2 separate regions of the Homo sapiens genome follow, and region 2 is linked to region 1. Evidence: chromatin loops called from intact Hi-C (ENCODE). Cell type or tissue: GM12878. All regions are shown on one strand.

Region 1 (5,000 bases):
TACTTCCTATGCAGCATGTAAGTTTCTGCCCTCCATCAGCTCATTAATATGCATATTAGATTGCATTCGACAAATGTATTAAACTCTTTTAACCTTTCCATCTAGGATCCAGAGTGTGTTAGGAAATATGAACATTCATTTACTGAAAGAATGGTGAATTGTTTGAGATTTAGTGTTACATCTTCTAACTCACATTAGAAATCTGAGGATTTAAATTAATTTTTATTTTATTTTAGCAATCCAGGGCATGTTGAGAAAGTCATTCCTTCCCTGCAGGTTTCTCTCTCCCTTCTTCCCAGCCCCTCCCTTCTCCTTGTCAGCGTTAAAGCACAGGCAAGGGGAAACACTAGAGCTTTACTGCAGTGGGATTCCCCGCCCCAGGTTCACCCCATTTCCCTCCTCATCTTTCCCCTCTGTTACCCTACCCCTGTACTCCCAGGATTTATTTCATCTATAGCAAGTTGAAGGAATAGCAAAGCACCATGGCAACAGCCCCAACTTGCAATTGGCTCTTTTTCCTGTGAGGCATTCCCCTTTCAAATGAGCATCCGCATCCAACAATAGCTTTATTTCAAGCATCCAAGCCCGGAGTCATGCCATCGCCTGTGCCTAGGAGACCTGGCTTTTGGAGGTGAAGCCAATGCAAGCCAGTATTTCTGCCTGCTGGCTCACTGCACCAGGCATTGTTCTCAAAGATGTCCAATCATCCTCCTTCTGGGTAACCCTGCTTGCGTATGTGTGTGTGTTTCCCATGATACAATATGTTTGTAACCAGGCATCTCTGAATCAATCATCTCAGCTAGCATATTTTACTTATTGAACCTCTGTGCAATTTTGAATCCCAGGTGAATCACATGAATTCCAAATTATTTCGTTTTAAAGACACAACTGCTCAGTCACAATGGCCTCTCATTTTAAATCCTCAAAAGACAGGCACCTAGGCTGAAGACTCAGAAGCTGAAGAAAACAAGTTTATATGCTCTGACCGATAAGCTGAATTTTGGCAAAGAAGTGAACTTTAATTGGATCATTGTAAAAATATGTTGTAAAAAGCTTAGAGACAGATGATTTCTTCCATAATTTTCTCTGCACTAGACTTAGGCAAATATAACATTCAAACAATTGTCTCATTTTGGCTCCTTTAGTCTCTCTGAAATACTTAGGAATGTTTTAGAGTCAATCAGGTTTGTAGTAGTTCAATAATGCCCTTTTTTCACGTATTTGCCAACCATTTATTGAATACCTAAAATGACCAGGGAAAAGAGTGATGATATAGCAGTGAAAAAAAAACAAAGGAACAAACAAAAACTCTTTTCATGCTTTTAATCAGCTTTCATTCTAGTAGGAATAGATATATTAGGGCATGTTGTTTAACCACAACAGCAAACAGTCTAGAGAGGGTAGGACCAGTTCTTTACTAGCTATATCGGCAACTCTGCTCAGAAGATAGGAGCAGGTAGAAACTGAATCATAAAAGGCTATAAGAGGAAAGATTTCTCTGTTTATTTTCTTTCTATAGTCTTCCATTGCCACAGGACCCTGTTGGGATACATTGTCAATCACTTTCAATATGGAATCAGGGAGGTGGCTCTCAGCTGCAGGGCTGAAAATAAACCAAACTCCTCACCTTTCCCGCATAGTTTACTGAAGGGATCAGTGTACTCATGCAAGTCATTAACAGATGAATATCACCTTCCTCCTTCCCAGGCTTAAACTAATTCTCCTATGAGCCTTTTGCTAAGGGCACAGCAATGCTACCAAAAAACATAGTCATCTTAAGGCAACCATAAAACACACAACATGGCGAAGTATGCAAATGGAGGTCACTTAGTGTCAGAAACTAACCTAGTCCTTTAAATGTTGCTTAGCAACAACTGTTGGTTTTCCTCCTCCATAAGGGAGGGCCCAACCACACTGATGTGAAAGCAATCATTGCTCTCATCAAAAAGCACTTATGAAGGGCCCATTTATGTTGGGCTCTGTACAAACTAAGAAAGGCAGACATGGCCTTCAAGGAGCAGACGGCGGGGGGTGGAAGGGTATCTTTTACATTCTAGTATATGTAGAGTCCAGTTAGTATGACTAGTGTTTAACTGTGTGATGAGACACATTAAGAAATAGAATAGATATGAATTATGTTTGAAGTTAAGCCTGAGGAGACAGTTGAGGAGCTAGGCTTAGTTGGGCTTTCAGCATCTGACTCCCACATGGGAGTGTTTCTGTTGAGCCAGAGGCAGCCACAATGTAGTAGACAAATCTTGACTTTTCATTCTCAGCTCTCACTCTCCTGTGTAGTTACATCACCTCTCATGTGTAAAATGAGAATGATCAACCCTAACATTTCATACTTGTATGATAAATTCTGTGGCTGCCTCCTACAGTTTGGACACATTATTTACCAGCAACCAAGACTTCCCAGAAAACAAAACTCCCTCTACATGACTGAGGAAAACAACTCAAATTGAAAATGCTTCAGACCATAACAAAGGAAGGGAAGCATTTATCATCCCTCAGAGTTTCATAGTGTAAGACTTTTGGAATCTATTTATTAAGTTACACGTTTCATCCAGACTCGAAGGTAAAATAGCTCCTGGGTAAAACTGTGTCCCAAGGAGTTACTGGATTGGAAGGAAATGGGCATTATTTACTTTATTAAATTCAGTAGAGAAATCCACAAACAGGAACACATTATTTTAAAGATAAATGTGTCTCTACCATCTCATGTACACAGATACTATTTTCCCTAAGAATCTGCCTTCACAGGAAAACCCTGTTACAGCCTACCTAGAAATAATGTCCCCAGAGGAAATGGCCAATGCCCCTTTTCAACACAGACAAGCAAAATTTGTGAATAAACTCTAATAAAAAATTCCTCCGATGCCTTCTTAAGCTTATGCCCAACATTAGATTCACATACACTGCTAGAAATTGCTTCTATTTTTTGAAAAGGGAAGAAGGTATATTTTCTAGATATGTGATTTAATATTATTGGCCTAGAATATACCTTTTCTATAAAATTGTCTGATTTTTGGAATAAGTTCCTTTAATAGTGAAAAGTTATTTTAAAAGTAGAGAATAGGTAATAAAAGCTAAAATTCAATTACACTTGATAGGAACATTTTGTTTGATGGCTTCAATTTTTCTTTAGTTTTAACACTGCATACAGAGATTATTTCTTCTGAGCCAGTTTCTTCTGAAGTGATAGGACACTTCTTCACTTTTCTATATTTCTCATGGGAGAATTAGTTTGAGCTTTATGCAAAGATCCGCAGGCAAGATAGGCACTATCTTGGTAATGAGTTCTTAGTTAAACTAATCACATAGGAGGAGTGAACTGGAATGATCGCAGGCTCTTCTCAAATCTAAAATTTGGGGATTTTATGTTTTTGAGAATAAAACAGTCCAGAATAGTGATAACACAGGAAGCTAGTATAAAGCCCATGAAAGAGCTTCTTCTAAGACTAATTTAGGCCTGTTGAGGGTGACCTGAAAATCACTTAGGAGTGACTCCTAAGTGATTAAAACTATTCTTCACCCTATCAAAGACTAGCTAAAGCAGGTACCTTCCTCTCATGGATAACCTCAGGATGAGGTCAGTAGGAGAAAACTGTAAGAACAGAGAATAAAAAGGTGTCAAAGAGAGGAAGGCAGCCCCAGCAGTTAGTTACTCTTGTGGGTGGCCGTCTACGCAGGAGCCCAGCTGTGAGACAGGCGCCTTATTGTGTGGGATCTTCCTGTTTTTGCAGAATGAAACAACTGCCGAAGTCATTAAAGTCACAATGACTTTATTAGGGACTAACTTTTGACTCATGTTTTATACTTTGTTAGTCATAACTTAAAAAGAATTCCCGGGCATCAGGAAAGTGAAGGGGCTGAAAATTCCTCCTGAAGGCACAGAATGCCTTCAGTGCATTCTGTGCCTTCAGTGGTAGAAAGAAGTCGAAACTGCAGTGGTACAGTTTAGTGAGAAATGAAGTAAACAGAGTCTGTCCCTGTCTTAGCTCTGGCCCTAAGCAAATATGTAATCTTGGGTAAGCTGAATTAACTTCTTGGGGCTCAGTTTCTTTAGTGGTAAAATGGCTAGCTTCTAATCTTCCTTTTGACTTTCAGGAATTTTGCATGGGAAGAAATGAAGACCCAAAGAAGTAAAGCAAATCTAAGTTTTAAATGAAAAAGAAATAAACAGAATGAGGGATATAGTGTGCTTGTCTAAAACTCCTTATGAAACTAACAATTTCCACAATTCTTAACATTTCAGATTATTTGACAATGTGCATCTCATCTCTTCCCTCCTTTTTGTGTTTCCCTATAAACTCTACCAATCATTTGAAACTTGATGTCCAGTTTCTTTATTGACAGGTTTGTCTTATTTGAAAAGCAAGTGCAATTGAATTGAGTTGGTAACATGGTCAAAGAAGTAATAATGGACATGCAATTGTCCATTAACGTCTGCTTAATCAGCTAGTGTTCCATAATGGGTCATCTTAGCAAACAAGTTCTGCTGTACTAACATCTGCAGCAAACCTTTGGTGTGCCAGGGAACAAACACAGTGAGATCATTCTCACTGTCCATGTGCCAAATCAGAAAGAAACTCTTCTAAACATGTTAGAATTGAGTGCTTCTTGTCTTAACTGCTCAGCAACGTAGTAATCAATAGGTAAGTATACAACGAAAAACAAGCATGAATATATCTACCATTATTCTGCATCAAAAATTATGATGAAGCAACAATAGAATCAATTCTACTTGCTAGTTAGAGGACAAGTCTCTGCTCAAGTGACATATTAAAAGGCAAAGCAGGGAAAAACCATTAATGCCTTCATACAGAATTGAAAAATATCAAAAGATCAAACAAATTTGAATATAGCTGCTCTATAACTAATCTCCTAAATGAGATTAGGGCTTGAACAGCTCCCCAAATTATTACATATTTCTTCCTATCTATCTAACCCTTTTCTGCTGTCCATTTTTCTCAGAATTTCTGAAAACTTCTCAAGAG
Region 2 (5,000 bases), 51 kb before region 1:
CCACCCATCCACTTAACTCAAAGCCCCTGGAGGCCTTTGTATTTGTGACTCTTCCTCTAGAATGCAACTGCCACAAAGGCAAGGAATGAGAGCATATGTCCTGAGTGGAGCTCTATCTCCAGTGCAGTTCTGCACAGTACTGGGTTGTGCGTAGGAACTTAATAAATGTTTGCTTAATAACAGAGAATGAATGAACCCAGCTTTGTCAAAGCAAAACAGATCTGCATTTAAATCCAGGCTACGTGATCTTGGGTCAGTGATTGCACTATCTAAACCTCTGTTTTTCTCATCTATAAAGTAGGAATCAAAATATTTGCCTCATAGGGTGGTACGAGAGAATGAATGCAAAGTGCTTAGCAGGACGCCAGCACATAGCGTGCACCCAATAAATATTTGCTGTATGCTTGAAAGAATGTTTAGTCACAGCGTTGTGATCCATGGGCCTTTGGCCGGATAAACTAGAAATTCATTTTATGAAGCCAGCATAAGAATGGTGGTGGACTAGTAAGGAATCACAAATGGTGACAAAAATAGCAGTTCTCATGGCAGTGAGGGATTGCTGGGCAGAGAATGGTGACTTGTTCCTCTCTTAAACTGTTGATGATTGGGGCGATAGCATAATTTACAATGGTAGAGAGAAGGCTCCTAGGTGAATTGTAGAGAGGAAGGTGTGGGTTGTAAGCACAGGCATTGGAGACAGACGGATGTTTAATATGTGCTAGACACTTTGCTAGGCTACTAAATTGTTTCCTCATTACAGAATAAGGGTGATAATACCTACTTTATGGGGTTCCCTCTGATTAGTTAATATATTAATTAATGTAACATACTTAACACACTGGCTGGCACAATAGGATATGCTTAGCAAAAAAATAGGTATATTGATATTAGAGGGAAAACATTTTGAGGTTTATGGTCCTCATTGCAATTCTAGTGTTTTTTGTTTTGTTTTTGTCTTTTTTGTTTTAATGCTCCCGGTTTCCATAGCAGTCCATACTGTTTTTTTATTCCATCACCTTGCTGTGTGACCCTGGGCCACCCGCTTTTCTTCTCTAGGCCTCTGTTTCCTAGAGAGTAAGAGAGTTTCCTTGTGCAGTGGATGCTGTGGTGTGCCACCTAAATCCCACCTTTAAAACAAAGGCATTCAGTGCCCCCAGTGGTTGCAAACATTGCCTGCTGATGGCCCATAAGTAAATTCCTCTTTGAAAATGGCTCTCTTTACCAAAGGTAACTGCCTTATCCAAGGTTACACACAACCTCTCCCTGGAAGCTGGTCTGTGCAGAGATACGAAGGTCAGAGAGGTTAATCTGAGACATCTCTAAAAGGCCAACCCAGATTCAGAACTCCCCCATGGGATCAGCTTAAACCTCTGTTTCATTCTATTCAACTCTCTCTGCCCAGTCCTGTTTCCCTTGGTCCCTTATAGATGTTCCCGAGAGCACTCTCCAAGAAACATCTGGCAAAAATCTCCCTCTATGAGTCTGTTTCCAGGAAACCTGACCAGTGGCATTTTGGGTAATTTCAGCTTCAGTCTGTCTGATCTCAAAATTATTTTGGTTTGTTGTATTTGGGTTAGGTTATAAGGAATTGAGATGCATTACAGAGGAAGATCAAGGATATCTTCCCGTGAAATCCTTAATACAGGCTCTTTAGAAAATTCTCTGATGAGGATCTTAAACTAATGTGAGAGTGGGGCTAATACTTTCAAGAAGGACATGAGGTTTTAAGCAAGTAGCAGATGTCATTTCGAGCTGCTGACAAAGGATTTTGGAGCTTGAGGCACACGTAGTACACAACTCTATTAGACATGACTTTCAAGGACCTACATGGAAACCTGGACATCAAGCCTGCAGGATAGATGTTGAAAACACTCAAGTTTTCTTCCCCAAAGTGCTGCATGCAGATTCTGCTGAGACTGTATCTTCTTGCCAGCAAGAAGCATAGACATTGGCAAATGCTGCCTCGATTTCAGGACTAGGAAATTATGAAAATCAGCTGGGATAGGGAGATCTGGTACTGTCCAAAAGCACCAGCTTTTGCTGGAAGTTTTCTCCCTGACAGCAGGCATTTCCGTGCTTGGAAGGGTGAGAAGAGCTTGCCTTTTACTGCAGAGATGTAGGGATATTGACCAAGGCAGGATGACCCCAGATGTTCCTTCAGTACCCTTCAGAAAGTGAATAGTGTGCTCAGTCCCTCAGAGTGTGGTAAGAGCTCCTCCAAAAACAGTGTGTGCAAAAGGAGTCACAGCTGCAGCTGGTGTTCGCACTGGTGTCCCTGGGGACCTGACACTTGGAGTCATGTGAGTCCTCTGTCTGGCTCAGAAGCAAAGCTGCAGAGCCAAGAAGCTAAATCCATTCTTCACAAATACTCCCATGAGGGGAGGATGCAAAGCAGCCAGGCTAGACTCATAGGAGGCCAGGATGTGGGGATGGTTTTAGGGTCTAAGCAGATGAGCAGAGAAGGAGTCCTTCTTGCAGGTCTAGGTAGAGAACATTTACCGGAAACTCCTGACATATACAGAGGGGTTAAGGATGTGTCTTACAGTCAGAAAATAGACACTTCCTTGGGCAAGGTATTTAACTCTTATGAATTTATATATTCTCCTTCTGTAAAGGGCATTGGCTTTATAAGTTGCTGTGAGGACTCAGTGAGGTCACATACTTGCAGCATGTAGCACAGGCCCTGAGCCTCAGCATGCACTCTGGAGTGATCACTGTCTTTATCTTCATTCTCCAAGGTGGCTGGAGGTGAGAGGTGCAGGCTGGAGCAGTGTGAGCTCTGGGTGCTTTTAGGACAGGTGTCCACCAGGACTCCATTTAGGAGATCCTGCCTGCAACACATAGCAACTTGTGCCTGGAATTGTTATTGTGTCCAGACTGGGTCATCCTCCTGCCTTTGAAGCCTGAATCACTGTCTTTGACAGAAAAGGATTATCTTTCCCTTCAAATATTCCTTAGTAGTTTATTCTAGTCTCTCTTGACTCCAGTGGACATCTAGTTTAAAATAGCAGAAGCGACTAGCGGAGTTATTTTTCTTCATTATTAATGGCATTATTGCAACAAATTTTGATTTATTGAGTGCCTATGTGCTATCTCATTTAATCTTCATTCTCACTACTGAGTGAGGCAGCTTCGTTACACAGAATGAGTTTAAGAAAAAAGAAAAAACGGGGTAGAAGCAACATAGTAGCCAATAAAGCTGGTTCATGAGTACATGTGGGATTCCACCTGGGGATTCCCAGAAATCACTGGAGCATACTCTACAGGACCATGGGTTTTTTTCATGTGGCAAGAGCAGCCACAGTACATGTTAGGAAGTCTTCTGAAATCTCCTAATCCAAGATTTTATAATTTGGTATAAAACATCTTCAATATCCTTCTCCACATCTCTGGGTCAGGATTTCCCTAAGCCAGAGAAAACAAACTTCAATTCTTACCTTTTAACACTCTCCTTGACATGGGAGTTCACCTCTTTAATTAAACCTTTAGGCCAGGCATGGTGGCTCACACCTGTAATACCAGTGTTTTGGCAGGCTGAGTCAGGAGGATCATTTGAAGCCAAGGGTTTGAGATCAGCCTGAAAAACACAGTGAGACCCCATCCCTACAAAAACAAAACAAAACAAAACAAAACAAAATTTGCCAGGCATGGTGGTGTGTGCCTGTAGTCCCAGCTACTCCGGAGGCTGAGGTTGGAGGATCACTTAAGCCTGGGAGGTAGAGACTGCAGTGAACCCTGACGGCACCACTGCACTCCAGTCTGGGTGACAGAGTGAGACCCTGCCTCTAAAACAAAACAAAACAAAACAAGACAAGACAAGACAAGACAAGACAAGACAAGACAAGACAAGACAAAACAGGCTTAGTCCAGGCATGGGGCTGTGAGGGAGAGAAATAGACTGATCTCAGGATTACTGAGAAACGTCTAGCACTACCTGTGAGAGTCAGAACCTCTTTGAGAGCATTTCTCAAAGCTTTCTTGTGGATTTCCCTCCTGATGCACTCCTTTTCCGTGAAATAAGTTAGAACCTTCCCAGATTTCCTTTGATTTGGAAAGGTCCCTAAACACAGGACCTGGCTTCTTTCCTTCCTTTTGTCCTCTTTTCCTTCCTTTCCCTTCCCTTCCCTTCCCTTCCTTTGCTTTCCTTTCCTTTTTCCTCCCCCTCCTCCTCCTCCTCCTCCTCGTTCTTCTTCCTCTACCATTCTCTATCTTTGTGCATTTGGGCAAATGACTCACCTTTCCAAACCTCAGTTTTTCTCTCTAAAATGTCTGAGGTAAATTCTAACATCCCTTTCAGTCCTAAAATCAAAGTTCACACTAACACTCAGAATAGTAAATAAGAACTTGGACACTGGAGTCAGGACTGGGTTTGAAGCCCAGGTTTGCAACTTACTGCATGATCTTAGGCTAGAAGGGCACATTCTTTGTACCTTCATTTCTCTAATATGGAGAGAATGCTGACCTACGGTGAGCAGGATTTGGTGTGATAAATGTATTGAGTGTGCATGTACCTAATTCTGCTCTAAGTTCTTTCTACGTGTTGACTCATTTCATTAGCAAAATACCTCTGTAACAAGACATTTTACTTTGTGAGTGTCTTTGCTCATTTTTCTGTCTTGTTGAAGGTTTTCATTTGTTTGCTCATTTCAGGCTTAATGTCATCATTTTCTAGTTTTGACTCATCTACAAACACAACACAAGGAGTTTTTCTGTCTTCATTCAATATGTTCCTTAAAAATATATTGTAAAGTCCATGGCCAAGAATAGAACATTAAGAAAATAGTGATTAAAACTTTGTATGTTAGAACACTAGAGAATTTTTGAAATATTCAAATGGCTGGACTCCATACCAGACAAAAAAAATCTAAATTTCTGAGTGTGGAGGCAGATATTGATGTGTTGTAAAAGTTTCCTTGTTTAACAGTTGACCAGGACTGCAAACCACTACTCTACATCCTGAATCTAGGGATTCCATCTAGACTAATTTGCCATTAATGAAT

What was found. Peaks named below come from ENCODE experiments on the same cell type or tissue, not always from the same donor. Only the 100,000 strongest peaks of a DNase experiment are listed, where the experiment ranks them.
Region 2: a loop joins it to region 1, with 3 times the contacts of the local background. A loop is called at or near these places in 4 of 110 quality-filtered maps.

Annotation. Positions count from the first base shown.
Region 1 is chr1:66,349,008-66,354,007 of GRCh38, reverse strand. All of the region lies in intron 8 of PDE4B (phosphodiesterase 4B), which reads right to left. Among named protein-coding and RNA genes, the nearest start is that of SGIP1, 180 kb to the left of the region's middle. RefSeq lists enhancers at 1,988-2,037, 2,048-2,137, 3,730-3,779. In GM12878, a CTCF peak has its summit at 2,357; a DNase peak (open chromatin) is centred at 3,720; H3K4me3 peaks cover 1,199 bases; H3K27ac peaks cover 3,983 bases.
Region 2 is chr1:66,399,688-66,404,687 of GRCh38, reverse strand. No RefSeq gene overlaps it. Among named protein-coding and RNA genes, the nearest start is that of SGIP1, 130 kb to the left of the region's middle. RefSeq lists enhancers at 3,182-3,311, 3,442-3,491, 3,582-3,661, 3,153-4,352. In GM12878, a CTCF peak has its summit at 1,156; DNase peaks (open chromatin) are centred at 2,297 and 4,587; H3K27ac peaks cover 3,412 bases.